2 separate regions of the Homo sapiens genome follow, and region 2 is linked to region 1. Evidence: chromatin loops called from intact Hi-C (ENCODE). Cell type or tissue: GM12878. All regions are shown on one strand. Region 1 overlaps CAAP1 (caspase activity and apoptosis inhibitor 1). Region 2 holds the start of LOC105376000 (a long non-coding RNA gene).

The links. Hi-C counts contacts between places; a loop is a spot of excess contacts. Peaks named below come from ENCODE experiments on the same cell type or tissue, not always from the same donor. Only the 100,000 strongest peaks of a DNase experiment are listed, where the experiment ranks them.
Region 2: it touches region 1 in a loop (8-fold over the local background); 3 of 110 quality-filtered maps call a loop at or near these places.

Annotation. Positions count from the first base shown.
Region 1 is chr9:26,854,475-26,859,474 of GRCh38, reverse strand. All of the region lies in intron 5 of CAAP1 (caspase activity and apoptosis inhibitor 1), which reads left to right. Among named protein-coding and RNA genes, the nearest start is that of CAAP1, 36 kb to the left of the region's middle. In GM12878, a CTCF peak has its summit at 2,879 (motif pointing right); a DNase peak (open chromatin) is centred at 2,904.
Region 2 is chr9:26,721,524-26,726,523 of GRCh38, reverse strand. LOC105376000 (a long non-coding RNA gene) reads left to right here and starts at 1,581. Exons shown (of 4, transcript XR_001746638.2): 1 at 1,581-1,760; 2 at 1,952-2,088; 3 at 2,693-5,000. In GM12878, a CTCF peak has its summit at 2,836 (motif pointing left); no DNase peak of the experiment used is centred here.

The DNA of each region.
Region 1 (5,000 bases):
TAAGAAAAGCTAGAATGGGCAGGTTGATTTCCAGTTCCTAGGAAAAAGGAATGGAGACCACAAATTAGCCAATGTTACCTTGTAAGAGAAGATGTTTTTCTGTTCCCATGTTCACACACTCAGAATTGTTTAGAACTCCCTTCCTAGTGTCAACAGGCTGTTGTACTGTGATTTCTTTATGAGAACTTCAGTCATGTGAAAAACCAGTCATGAAGGTGCAGAGAGGGAGAGAAGAAGACCTCCAATGAGCCAGATGTCAAAAGTCCAGGCCTTTTATGCTTAGGAGCCTGTAACCACACTCAGGTTCTCAAGGAGGTATGAGACATTAGGAACACACTGATGGCATCAAGCAGAGTTGAGAAGACATAAGATCAAAGTGTAGCAGTACCATTGTACAATACAGTTCATGCTCATGTTGTGACTAAATGATTAGCAAATAGTTAAATTAAGTTTTAACCTTTTTTTTTTTTTTTTTTTTGAGACAGTCTCTCGCTCTATTGCCCAGGCTGGAGTGCATGGCGCAATATCGGCTCACTGCCAGCTCCGCCTCCCAGGTTCACACCATTCTCCTGCCTCAGCCTCCTGAGTAGCTGGGACTACAGGCACCTGCCACCATTCCTAGCTAATTTCTTTTTCTTTTTTTTTTTTTTTTGAGATGGAGCCTCCCTCTGTCGCCCAGGCTGGAGTGCAGTGGTGCAATATCAGCTCACTGCAAGCTCCACCTCCCAGGTTCACACCATTCCCCTGCCTCAGCCTCCCAAGTAGCTGGGACTACAGGCGCTCCCCACCACGCCCGGCTAATTTTTTGTATTTTTTAGTAGAGACGGGGTTTCACCGTGTTAACCAGGATGGTCTTGATCTCCTGACCTCGTGATCTGCCTGCCTTAGCCTCCCAAAGTGCTGGGATTACAGGCGTGAGCCACCGCACCCAGCCAGTTTTAACCTTTTTTTAAAAAGCAGGGAATTAAAGTCTTTTAGAAGAATATCTACTAAATGATTAAAATATAAAATGTTTTATTGCATAATGGATAAGTTACTTAGAATATTTATTTATGGAAAACATCTTCCAGATAAATATTAATATAGCTGAAATCTGACTAGATAGTAACTTGCTTGAAGTTACCAAACAAGCTGAGGTATATCAAGAAATAGAAATCCTGATAGGCTCAATAAAGATTATTCCCTGTTTTCTAAGTGCACTAATATTGTCTATTTGTAATGTGCATAACCTGCAAAATCTAATATCTCTAACTTTTCTTGCATAACTAGCTATTTTTGTTCACAGTGAGCTCAATAAAAGCAGAATATAAGCTCCTTGTGAATGCATTGTCATTTTAATGGCTTGACCAATTGAGACAATTCACTGAAGCTTATTTAGTACGAAAGTAACCTTTTGTTCAGTAGACCAAAATATAAAGCAGCATTGAATTTTCTTTTTGCTCTTTCAGAATAAAATAAATCATATCATGTGACCTATTAATGGTATATAAGTTATTTAAATTACATTATCAGTATTTAGAGCATTTAAAATACTGAAGTATTGCTTGAATAATACACAAGTATTAATTATGAATTAAGTTGAAATTGGCATTTTTTTGTCTAGTACTGGTTTCATTCATCTTTGTTGCTAGAAAATATTTTTGAAACCGGCAGTACTGAAGATGAGTATCAGATTTTACACTAACTTCCACTGCACTTTAATAATGAGCTAATAAAAGGAACTACCTTTACAGTGAAAATGTTATTTAAATGTAAATATAATCTATTGGTTCAATGATTGGTACTGTAGTAAAACAGAAACTCTTCTGTTAGAAATTCTTCCTTTCTTTCTTTTTTGTTTTTGTTTTTGTTTTTTTGCTCTGTCACCTAGGCTGGAGTGCAGTGGTGTGATTTCAGCTCACTGTAACCTCCATCTCTTGGGTTAAAGCAATTCTCCTGCCTCAGCCTGCCGAGTAGCTGGCATTACAGATGCCCACTACCACACCCGGCTAATTTTTGTATTTTTAGTAGAGATGGGGTTTTACCATGTTGGTCAGGCTAGTCCCGAACTCCCTACCTCAGGTGATCCACCCACCTTGGCCTTCCAAAGTGTTGGGATTACAGGCGTGAGCCACCATACCCGGCCAGAAATTATTTCTTAAATCATTCATTTCACTCAGAATGTAGTTGTATAAGAAACATCAGTTATAGTTTTTACTCATTAGCACAGCTGTAGCACATGTGTAGGTGTATGTGTGCATGCGCATACCTGTGCAAGCTCACATGTACAAGTTTCAGATCTTATGTTAATTTCCTTGAGGATTTCAGAGATTGCTGCTTTTCATATAATGGTGGCTTATATAAATTTTCTGAATTGGTCAGTTGTGCTCTAGTTAAAAATAAAAACTGTTGAAGGTATTTCATTTGTAGACAATATTTTTAAAATATCAAGTATCTGCTAATGTTAAGTTTACTCAAGACATTCAGCAATAGTAAAATATTGGTCTGTATTTAAATTGTTGCTTTAAAGTTTACAGTTGGAGAAGTATGTCATTTTGTGAACTATTTTCCTTTGTAAATTCAAAAATTAAGTTCTTATGGTTTTTGTATTTTTTCTTGGAAGTTTTCATGAGAGAAATTTTAAAACTATACATGAGAAATAGCTTTGTTAAGTTAGATTGAGGAGTTGAGGTTTATAGTTGCTGTAAAATATTTGAAGGACTATTAAATGGAAGCGTGATTAGATTTTTTTCTGTATGGCCTTGGAGAAAAAAAATAGAACCAATAGATAGCATTATCATTAGACAAAATTTTTTGGTCTAACACAGTGGACTGCCTTCTAAGACATGTTTCTGATGCTGAAGGTGTTTGGACACAGGCCACATAAATAGCCACTTGGTGGTGCTGTTGTAGAGGATTCAAGCAATGGTTGGCTGTTTGGCCTTGATCTTCTAGTTCCTTTCTAGCTGTCAGGTTTTAAGACCAGTGCCTAGTGCATTGTTTGTACTTAGGAAGAATGGTTAATAACTGTTTTCCTAAATTGTTTAATGGAAGCAATGTGAAATATACACTCTTTTTTGCTATCTCTACATTTTTTATTCTATTGGAAGAAAAGAAAATATGTTTGATTTAGTCTTTGATCTGTTTAATGGTTCCTTAAAATATATTCATTTGAATACAGTCATTAAAATAAATAATATAATTAAATGGTATATAAAATGACCAAAATCAATGAAGATATTTACATCTTATTTTGAATATTTGTACATTAACTGTCGCATGTGAGAATCTTTTCCCTAAAGACATGCAAGCACAAAATATGCACACAGAGTTTTGCTTTAAATAGGCTCAAATTCTACCCCCCCCCTTTTAAAAAAAATTACTGGCCAGGCTCATGCCCACACCCACAATCCCAGAGTTTTAGGAGGCCGAGGAGGGAGGATCGCTTCAACCCAGGAAGGAGGTCGAAGCTGCAGTGAGCCATGATTGCACCACAAAGATTTCAGTATTTTGAGAGAAATGTTTATTTTTATGTGTCCTTAAGTACTCATTTTAAACATTCTATCCTGTGATGTGTATCATAGGATCTTAGACACACTCTTAAGGCATCTACTTTGGAGGTCACATAGTGTAAACCTTCAGTCATTATTGGGACACTGAGTTCTTTTTAGTCATTACGCTCTTACCCAGTTCATTAGGGAAAGCAGCTCTTTACCAAAGTGCTCCTACCAAAGGAAAGACAGTAAATACTAGGCTTGAATCCAGATTTGGTTACCAGTTTCAGAACTCTTTACACACAGCACATCATAGTCTATGATTTAATTTGCAGTTTTGGCTGCTACATCGTATAGTTGATACACGATGAACTTACATTTTATTTTTTATTAAAGGCTTTTTTTTTGGTAGCAGCTTTAGGTTTACAGAAAAAGTGAGCAGGAAGTACAGAGAGTTCCCATATACCTGCTTACCAACTCTTCCCCAAGTGAACCAATTTGTACATTATTATTAACCAAGTCCATAATTTATGATTAGGGCTTAACCTTTGTGTTGTACATTCTGTGGGTTTTGATAATTTTATAATGACATCAATCCACTATTACAATATATAGAATATTTTCACTGCCTTAAAAGTCTTCTGTGTTCTACCTATTTATCCTGCCCACTCTCTCCCCCCCAACTCCTGACAACCACTGATCGTTTTATAGTCCCTATAGTTATGCTTGTCCTGGAATCTCTGTAGTTTTGAATCATACAGTGTGTAGCCTTTTCAGATTGTTTTCTGTCACTCAGTATTTGAAGTTCCTCTATGTCTTTGTGTGGCTTGATAACACATTTTGTTTTATTGCTGAATATTTTCCATTGCATGGATGTACAGCAGTTTGTTCATCCATTCACCCATAACATCTTGGATGCTTCCAAGTTTTGGCAATTATGGATAAAATAGTGTGCAGGTTTTTGTGTGGACATAACTTTGCAACCCATTTGGATAAATACCAAGTTTAGTTTTGTAAGAAATTGCTTAATTGTATTCCAAAGTGTACCATTTTGCATTCCCACTGACAATGAATGAGAGTTCCCATTGCTCCACATTCCTATCAGCATTTGGTAGTGTCAGTGTTTTGGATTTTGGTCATTCTAATAGGCATATAAGTAATCTCTTGTTTCTTATGCAATTCCCTAATGATATGTGATGTTGAACATCTTTCATACACTTATTTGCCATTTCTATATTTTTGGTGAGTTGTCTTCTCAGATCATTTGTGCATTTTAAAAACTGGGTTGTTTTCGTATTGTTGCTTTAAGAGGTCTCTATATATTTTGGATACCAGTGCTTTGTCACATATGTTTTGCAGATGTTTTCTGTGAATCTGTAACTTGTCTTTTTGTTCTCTTACTATTTATTCATATTTAATACACAGACTCTAGGTGTATGTTTGGTACATACTATGTTTATTCAGGTGAGACTTTGTAAATATATCATTTAAGGGACCCACAAGAAGAAGATACATTCAGCTGAACCC
Region 2 (5,000 bases), 130 kb after region 1:
CATAATTATATATGATATTATCAAAATAATATAAAGGAATATGCTGTGGTTTAGTCATGGAGTAATTAATGAACTATTGTAAAGGGTATGCAGAATTTCTCTGTTGCTTCTCAGAAGCTTTATGTATTTCAGAAATTTCCTACATTTTTGTGGTTATTGGAAGTGACCTTTCTTGTTTCCAAGCATCGTATACATGCATATTATGTTTATTTAAAAAACATTTAATCTTTTGATTTGTAAAGGGAGAGGGAGTATGCTATATGTTCAGTCCATCATCTTGAAACTTGAAGTTCTATGCTTGCAAATGTTTTTAGCTTCTTAATTTTCTTATTTTACTTGAATTTCCTCTTAATTAAGAAGGTTGTGCATAGTAGCAGTGTTGGGGCAGTGTGGTGCTGAGAAAGAGTCATGGGTATATCAACATTTTTATTTATACAATGTGAGGTGGAAAGAAAAAGAGAAAAATTATGCATGAAAGCAGAATGAAAAGAGGTTAGAAATAATGAAATAGTTCCCTTCAGACATTCAATATTTGAAAGAAGGCTTAAGGCTTAGGGGTTTCCAAAGAGGTAACAAGATAAAAACAAAGAGAAAAAACATTGGCTTGAAATTCAGGGGATGGAAACATCTTCCCAGTTCTGCCGTTCCCACTTGGTCATTTGGCCAGCTGGCATCAGGTCTCTGGGCCTTGGTTTCCTTCTCTGTAAAATGGTTGTGAAGGAGGGCTATTACTCAGATGGTTTTAATTGTCTGGTTCATGTCTTGCAACAATTAAATCAACACCTGATTCATCAAAGCTCTGGGGAATTCCTTGCTGGCGGTTTAAAAATAGAGTTCTGTGGAAAAAAACAAATGACGAATCCAATATGTGAACATGCCATTTTGTTTGAAAAGAGGGAATGAGAGTGAAATGCTAGAAACCAGAGATGCTAGACTATTTTTAGCAGGAATATTAATATAGAAGTAGTAAACTGTGAAACTTTAAGTTTGGCATAACCTAGCCACAAAAAAGGAGATCAATCACACTGAGCAAAAAAAAAAAAATAATCATATGGAAACAGTGTCCATTTTTAACAGTGACTGTCTGCCTCACCACCTTTGTGGCAATAAGGTAGATATAAACAAATTGATTTTTGAGAAAATGAGACCAACTCACCAAATATTTAATTTATATATATACACACACATGCATACAGCTACAAAAACTATAACTGAATACCAATAACTAAATATGACTTGTCCATGTGGATACTGTGCCTAAGTGTCTTATCAAACAATGGAACATACAAGAAAAATTGAAAGTAGAGTGCTTTTTGAGTAAAAGAGGGTTAGACATGAGGACACTGCCTTATATCTTTGAATATCTTATATCTCTTTGTGTCTTTGAAGATTTGTTTTTGTATTATACTATTAATGGAAAGAGTAGAACAGAAAGGGGAATATGACCCAAGTTTATTCTTCCTTGCTCAGAGTGAGGAAATAGCAGCTTTCAAAAGGTAAAAGCCAAAGAATTTGAAATAGGTGGAACAAAAAAGATTGATGATTGGAATAAATGGAGATTTCCTTAATTTTTTATTCAGCAGATATTTGCCAATGGCCTATTATGAACCGTACCCTAAAAGCTTCACAAAGGAAAAGTGAATGGGCAGACGGGAATTTGATGTTTCTAAAAGACATGTGTGACCTGATGTGGAATTAATATACCAATATGTGAAATTTCCAGAAAGTAAGAGAATGTAAGTGGGGAGTGAGGAGTAAAGGTGAGTAAAGGTGTGTGGTAAATGAGATGGGGGTGGGGGGGAATGACAGTTCCAGAAACCATATGGGAAGAGAATATGAAATGCAGAAATGTTTTAGATAAAAATGTCATGAGCATTGGCAAAATAATTAGAAGCTGGGCTGCCAGAAAGCAATGGAAAAGAATATGATTAACATAAAAATGTATTGACAGGCTTGAAGGAGTTATTGTGATGATCACACCTGGAATTAAGGCACCATGGAGGAGCTAACTGGAATGAGACTGCAGAGATACAATGGGCACAATACAGTATGTATTGTAATGAAGGAGGAAGCACACGTTTATTTTTGGTAAGAAAAGAGCATGACTCTTACTTGCTGTAAACAGGAGAACTTGAACATACAGAAGGTGAAGAGGAAAGGAACCAACATTTTTTGGCCTTACTGTCTTTAAGCCACTTGACATAGGTCATCTCGTTAAGCATAACAGCTCTAGGATATTATACCCATTTTGCATAAGAAAAAAACCAAAGCTCAGAAATTGTAAGTAATTGGCCAAGATCACACAGCTAGTAAGTGGCAGTGCTGGAATTCCAACTCAGGTGCACCTGCTTTAAAAGTAAGCAAGGGTGTAGCAGTCAAGATCAGACCAGGAGACCAAAACCACACCGATTCATTTTACTAAATTGAATATTAAAAATTGCACTAAAGGTGTTAATGAACTGAAAATGCAAAAAGTGAACATTAAGATAATCACAGATGTGGCAGCTTCGGGAAGCAGTGACAAGGCATTGGGTTGGGGGAACAAATGTCTGCGAGGAGGTTGAAATCGTCAAACCTAGGAGCTTGGAGGAAAGGCCCCCTGGGGCTGGAACCCAGAACTCTGGGGAAGATGCACTCCTTGCTGGTGCTGGTGTCTACGAGAGCGTGAGTCGAGGCTGTTTTGTAATTGCAGGAAAAACTACAAACTGGAATCAAATCCTGCTACAGGAGCAAGTTGCTGCTGCCAGGGTGAAGAAACGCTGCTGGGGTGATGCCCATAGCAACATGACGCCGACAGGACAGGCAAGTCCCTTCCACCCTCCGGCTTCCCTTAGTGCCCCCTGTTGGCTGAGTCTAACAAAGCAGCTGGCAAGGTGGTTCTCAGAATTCCTGCCCCATCACAAAGCCCAGCACAGAAGGGTGGGTCTGAAGCGGGATATGTAGCTTGATGATTGGAACAAAGAACAGAGGCTAAGGAAAACAGTTTCGTTATCTCCCCCATAACAGTTCAGAAGAGTTTTATGCTTAACAGAAGGAAAGACAGATTTTAATATTGGCTTTGGAGGAAGGGACATAAACAAGTTACGTTTCACTGATTTCTGCAAATTCGTGCAAAATTAAAACTACAGAATACATTGGAAAGAAATATACCTTTAGAATCTCCAAGTACATAGAGAACTGCTTTACTTAGGCGTTACATAAATACAAACGCATATTAATTACCCTGTTCAGTGAGGTAGAAAAAAGACAATTAATTGTTTAGCTGCTGAAGATTCTTTATTATTAGGACAGAAGGACAATTAGCTTTAAAAGCATTGCTCAGAACATGTATTTTTTTTTCCCCAAATGTTGCTTTTTTTTTTTTTTTTTTCCGAAACAGAACAAACCAAGCCCTTTCCCGCAAGAACTACATTGTGAAGAAAGCAAATGCTAAGTAGGAATTAGAAAAAAGAAAACATGCCTAAAGCCCATGGGAATGACAATTCCTGGTTAACTGTAAAAAATGGGGAATGTAATTGAGACAGATGACCAGATTTAGGAAAAATAAACCTCACCATTAAAATCTAATTAAATATTTACATTTCAGCATTAAGTTTCTTCTCAAAAGTTTTGTGAGCAGCGGGGTGACAGTGAAGATTATTGACTATAATTTGCCGAAGTTTTTTAAACTAAATTAGTTTTGTGCAATGTATGGAAGGTTTACTCAGCCGCACTTATCCAGCGGCTGCTTTATTATTCTTTTAAAGTGAATCATTTATAACTGTTCTCAGAGATCTTTTATCAGCTACTTATCTCCTTCAACTGGACTTGTGATGCCAAGGGATAAAATGAATTGCTGGCTAATATTGTGAGAATTAATCAGACCACAACAGCAGGAGAGTAATGACTTACTTACAGTCAGATATTTGCATTTGGCAGTAAAATCACAACAAAAATATAAGGATGTTTAATCTTTTGCTTCGACTGGAGCACGGGAACATGTTGGCAATACAAAAGAAATACAATAATCGTGTGTTTTAATTTTGGGTGTTTACCTAATCTGAGGGATTTATTTATTCTAGGAAGAAAGCTCTTATTTGATGTGAAGATTTTTTTTTCATTTTGCAGCACCTTAGATTGGTCTTGTTTCCTGAAATTTTTTTTTTTTTTTCTGTTAGAGATCTTTGGACAGATGAACTGAGCCTTTTGCCCCTCATCTCACCTTTCTCCAAAATATGCTGGTTCTGTTATCTTTGTTTCCTTTCTGTCCCTTGGCCCCTTGGTAACTTAGAAGAAAGGAGTGGCACAACCAAGACCAAGGGTGGCAACGTTACTGCTGCTATTCTGTTGAAATGATTTCATGTGCTGCTTGTTCTCTTTTCTTAGAGTCTGGCAGTTTCAAAAAGTAGGATTAGGTTCTTAGTTGCTATGTAAACACTAAAGAAGGTATGCAGTGAGAAATTATTTCCTGATTTGAGTCTATAAATCAAATGCTTTGGAGAGCATTTCCTATAATCAGAAGCCACTTTCTTCAATTTATATGTCTGTATCAGTGTGTTAATGGCATCCATTACTGTTTGGTTCTGGTAAGTTGTAGAAAGTTGTCCTCCTCAGTAACTGTATGGTTTTTGGCCTTTTCTGGATACATGCCCATGTGTATGTCGTATACATATGTTAGTGTGCCTGTTCACACTAATACACATATTTTTTCCCTTTTCAGAAGTCGTGTAGTATCTAAGTGGGAAAGCTAAGTAGAAAAGCACATAAACTCAAAGAGACCTAAGTTTAAATCTCTTTTAAAGGCTATTTCCTGGTCATGTTATTCACCTCTTGGAACTTTATTTTCCTCATGAATAAAATGAGGATTACAAACCTACCTTGCAGAGTTGTTGTGAGGATTAGAGATTATAAATGAAACGTGCCTGACACTTGCTCAACAAATGACAGTAGCGATTGTTCCTATAATCCACGGATAATCAGCACCTTTGGATTTCTTGCACTTCTTGTGGGTTTCTGGTTAA